Regions from separate parts of the Homo sapiens genome. Here region 2 is linked to region 1. Evidence: chromatin loops called from intact Hi-C (ENCODE). Cell type or tissue: mammary epithelial cell. All regions are shown on one strand.

Evidence for each region. Peaks named below come from ENCODE experiments on the same cell type or tissue, not always from the same donor. Only the 100,000 strongest peaks of a DNase experiment are listed, where the experiment ranks them.
Region 2: it touches region 1 in a loop (3-fold over the local background); 3 of 110 quality-filtered maps call a loop at or near these places.

What each region holds. Positions count from the first base shown.
Region 1 is chrX:74,534,486-74,536,985 of GRCh38, reverse strand. No RefSeq gene overlaps it. Among named protein-coding and RNA genes, the nearest start is that of RLIM, 79 kb to the left of the region's middle. In mammary epithelial cell, CTCF peaks have their summits at 672 and 1,515; DNase peaks (open chromatin) are centred at 1,025 and 2,145; H3K4me3 peaks cover 1,261 bases; H3K27ac peaks cover 700 bases.
Region 2 is chrX:74,449,855-74,452,354 of GRCh38, reverse strand. The region is part of intron 1 of SLC16A2 (solute carrier family 16 member 2); the gene reads right to left. Among named protein-coding and RNA genes, the nearest start is that of SLC16A2, 30 kb to the right of the region's middle. In mammary epithelial cell, no CTCF peak of the experiment used is centred here; DNase peaks (open chromatin) are centred at 1,064 and 2,204; H3K27ac peaks cover 1,801 bases.

The DNA.
Region 1 (2,500 bases):
GAGGTTGCAGAGGAGGGCGGAGGAGGATTGCTGCCCCGGGCGGGAGCGCTTCCTGGCGGCCGAACCCGCCCTCAGTCTCCGCATCCTGGCGGGCCTCGAGTCTGGGCTCCTGTAGGTCTTTCGCTAGCAGCCGCCTGATCCCGCTCTTGGGACGCTAGGGACGAGGCCGGTCGGGAGAGAATAGGGGGCCGCCGATTGTAAAAGATCCTCGACAGGCCCAGCCCGGATCACCTCGAGGGCTCCGGACCGAGCGCTGGGGGTGGGGCGCCGTCGCCGCTACGGCCCCTGGTGTCGGTGGAGCGAGCAGGGAGGTAGAGGGCGGGGGATCGAGGAGGAGCTGAGCTCGGACACGCAGCAGCTGCTGTCTATCCGTCTGGCTTGCTGGCAGTTGGCAGGGCCCGAGGCTAGGTCTTCCCGCCCCCTTTCCCTAGGCGGGAAGGGCGGTTGTCATGGGTGGGCGGATTCCCGTCTGAATAGCAGGGGAAGATGCATTTCCGTGGCGCGGCTCCCGGGTTATTACCCCTCCCAAATGGGGAAATGGATGGAGACCCGCGGCGGGGGAGGAGCCAACCCCACTCTCCGCGTCCCCGCCCAAGGTGGCCGGAGGCCAGCGGCAGGACCAGGAGCGACCGCCAGGGCCAAATCCACCCCCAGGCAGTCCCAGAGTGTGGAGTGGGCATGGGGACCTGGCGGGAAATAGTGTCGATTAGCACCCCCAGGCCCGGATGCCAGGGCCCAGTCGTGGCGAGGTCAGTGAAGGGTGGGTGTGTGGTGGGAAAGGAGAGTAGAAGTGCAACCTTCTTTTCCCCTCCCCTGGCATTCCAGTGTATTAACATTTGGCAGGTGGGCTCGGCGCGGTCTCTGCGGTGACGAGAGTTGGGGAAAGATGCTCCCAAGTGTAGTCCCCGGTCTCCGCGGGGGGGCCACAGGCTCTGGCAGGAGTGAGGGAACGAGGAGGCCCACGACAGGTGCTGTCTGTCCGCTGCTCTGACAGGCCCGGGCGGGAATGCGGCCCGGCCCAGTACTGCTCTCCCCACCCACTCAGCTGGACGCGGACTCTGACACTTGTTAGTGTGAGCAATCGACTAATTTTATCCGGCTGGGGCTCAGCAGGAAACCAATGCCGAGGCGCGGGTAGTTCTTCCGGGCGACTCTCGCCCCCGGGAGGATAGTCGTGGGGAGAGGAAGAGGGGTTGGGGGTGGGATTCCTGCCGCCTCCATTTCACTGGGGGCGTGGTGGCTCCTGATCTGCCTCAGAGAGGACCGAATTTTGGCGCTAAGGTCGGTACTCTCTGGGTACTGGCGCCCAGAGAAGAAAAGGGTATCTTGGAAGTTAGGTAGTACAAACTCTTTGTGTTCTTCTGGTTTTTTTCTACTTATGTTCCTTTCATTCCTGAAGTTCCCGGATTCTAGCAGAGTGTCTGACACGCAGCAGGTCTCTAGAAAAGACTGCTTAAATGACTTGAAAACCAGGCATAGAACTTTGCGCTTGGTGACCGCTAGAGAGAGCTGAAAGGCAGGAATCAAAGGGGCTTTGAAGCATAGCCTCCTGAACCCCTGCAGGATTTGGGTATCTAATCCCTTTCCTTGTGCCTCTGCAGTCTCTGCTGCATTTCAGCTTATTAGAATTTCTGAACTTGCTTCAAGGGCTCTTATTCTACCCGTCACCCACACTATCTAGGCGCCAGCTATGAGACACTAGGGATTTGTAATCCTTGTCAGCTGGCCTGCACTGCTACTGTGGAGAAGTGGCAGGGAGCTGCTGGCCGCCTTTTCAGACGTGAAAAGACCCTAGAGGAGAGCATATGCTCGTAAAAATTATGGGATTCCACAGCTTTGAAATCTAATAATCCTGGGTGATCAAACACAGACTGGACCCTTGGGGCTGCTGGGGAAGGGGCTAGGGGAGCGGGGCAGACCTTAGGTGGGAGAGCCTGGGGCCCTGCAATGGGACAGAGTAATTAGCCTCAGTGGGAGGAGATGAGGAAGCCAGCCTGAGGGTGTCTACACTGAGTCTGAGGAGAAACAATAGCCAAGAGCTGGGTGGTAAACCACCTTCTTCCAACCGGAAACCAGTCACTTCTCTTTGCCCCTGCCCTGCCCAGTATGTGGCCATTTGGAGATGGATTTTTTTTGTACCTCTTGAGTTGCTGGGGGTGGAGGGACAGTAGGTGAAACCAGGTCTCCAAGCCAAGATTGCATGGTCTGGAGTGACTGGGAGACAGAATACCAAAAGTATGTGTCAGTTGCGGGTGAGAGTAATCATGAAGACATGGGGTATGCTAAAAGTTAAACTTTGCTAAACTTTCATTTTTGCTCAGAGCTGGTCCTGCTGACACACTTATGGAAATGGGTTTGGTACACAGTTGTTGAATGAAGTGGGCAAGTCATTTATCCCTCCTAGGGCCAGTTTCTTCATCTGTAAAACCAGGGGTGTAAACTGTACTGGAAGTCAATGACATGAGTTCAAGTCTCATCTTGCTCTGTCACTGATGAACTG
Region 2 (2,500 bases), 85 kb after region 1:
TCAACAGGTACCTGAGCCTTTGGCATCTCTCTGCTTCTCTTTCCTAGAACGGGAACGGACAAGACTATTCCCAGCAGGATGAGAGGGAAGGCCTGCCATATTCCAGGCCACTTCCCAAATCCACCCTGCTGAGAGTGTGGTGGTAATGCTCCAAGGAAGAGAGTACACTGGCAATTGGAAGTGTGGTGGAAACTGGCTGACCCAGCCTCCATGCATGTCCAGTCTGGAGGGCGCCTTGGGGGCTTGCCAACTCTATTATCATCATTTCCCTATGATCCAAAGGGGTCAAGGACCAACCTACTGCTAGTAATTTAGCTCGTATTGTGCTCTGATAGCGGACAGTCATTGAACTTTTCCCTTCTCGAAATAGAGGGCTTCTTTGGCTCTTAACTATAGGATCCTCTAAGCCCCTTATTAATGGTAGCACATCCCTTCTGTTTCTGACAGCATGACATATTTAAGTCCAGGCTCATTCCCTCCTATTTATAACACCAGGAAGGTTCAAGTATGCCAAAAGCATCTGATCAGTGTGGCACATTTGCTGTCACATTCTTCTATAAGACATTTGTCCCATGACAGGTGGGGGGACCCCCCAAGGGATGACATTTCAATGCAAATAGGCACATCACTATAAGCAATTTTCCCTCATGTACACACTTCCTTCTTGATCTATTTTTGAGCTATTGGGTCCTGAGGATCCAAAGGGTTCACCCTACTTCATAGTTCATGGCCCATCACTAACTATCAATTTTCCGTGTCACTTTATGGCCAAGCCTACTGAGGTTTAGCCACTTTACAGTCATTTGTTCCTTGCCTGGAATAAAACATTGAAAGTAACCACAGGGGATTCATTGGAAAAGTGCACTTGCAAGTCTGAATAATCTCACACAGTCAGAGAAAAAACATCAGAACTGGAACAAACCTCAAAGATTGTCTAGCCTAAATCTGATGTTTGATCATGGAGCCTAACTGTATGTGTCAAGGAGGAGGGAGGTATGAGTAACCAGCTTCTCAAAGTATTAAACACATGCTTTAGGCTTCATACATTCTTTGTCTGATAAATATGCTTTGCCTTTCCTCAAACAGCACTTCCCCTCTGAAATTCACCACATACTCACATAGTCATTGCCCAATCCCAGCTTCAGCCTGACTCATCACACTAAAAGAACACATACGAAACAAACCACCTTTCTACTGGTTACATATTTTGAATCAGAGAATAAAAGATTTCCAATATTGGAGGTCTCTTAAATGTCATTTTAAGTTTTTTTAAAAAGTGTTTAAAGTTCATGTGTTTTACCCACAGATCCCCATGGAAACCCAATTCAGAGAGACAAAAAGGGAAAGGCCCACTAAGAGAGACTCTACCTTTTCTGGTTTTCTGCCTAGTTCCCTTTAATCCCAGGCAGGTTGGTCTGTGTATATTTTTATGGCTGCATAAGACTTTTAAAATCAAGACCTATGTGCTTATAACAGTGGACAAGAATTTTGTTCTGCAATGACCAGGACTCCCAGATCTCCAACAGCTTACTGACTCCAACCACTACCAGAGCCAAGGGGATATTGTCTGGTCAACATACTTCTCATGGGACATCAAAGACAAGGCAGAGGAGGCAAGGAGCGGAGGACCTTGAATGTTGTGCCTTTGTGTCATAGGAGTGAGACCTAATCAGCAATCCCCATTGGCATAATGGGAAGCAGTGGCTTCTCTGATATTGGCTTGGTCCAAAACCCCAAGTTATATTCTTTTCCCTATCAGCATGATCCCAATACTATCTGATGACTAGATGGAAGTTTCTTTTACTTCTTTGGGTGGGGCGGGGCAGAGCAGGGGTGGTGGCGGCAAGTGGTATTTGGTACAAGAGTACGGATCACAGAATTATGAACTCCCAGAAATGGAAGACCCCTAAAAGATCACTGAGTTCAGTGCAAAATTCTACAGAGGAAGAGACTTAGACCCAAAGAGAGGAACATGCTCAAGGTCACAAGATGGATTAGTGGCTGATCCAGGTCTCCTGACTCAGCTAGCATTATTTCCTTTAGCTTTTAGGTATGTTTAGTCTTCATCTGTTCGGCCATTATTCATTCAACAAATATTTATTGAGCATCTATTATGTGCCAGCCAGCCCTTGTGCTAGGCCCTGGGGCATATAATGGGGGTGGAGGGTCCATAATTTCTCAATAGAAAGGGCTTAGGGAAAGCAATTTGGTTGGAAGGAGGTGACTAAAGGACTTGCCTTGATGCTTGCTAGCATAGCAAGTGCATGAGTTTTGCTTAAATTATCTATTTATTAGTCATGGCTTTGAGCGATGCTAAAATTCCCCAAGCTAGCCTTGTTGCTGTCACTAGTGGTGGAGGAAGGATGGACCATCCTGGTCGTCTATAGTGCCCTGTTGCAAGACAAAGATCATCCCATTATCCATAGGGGATTTTGAGGGAGGTGGGAGGGAAGAAGTGAAGGAAGCTTGTTGATGGGAGAAGGGTTAGGCAGAGGAGAAA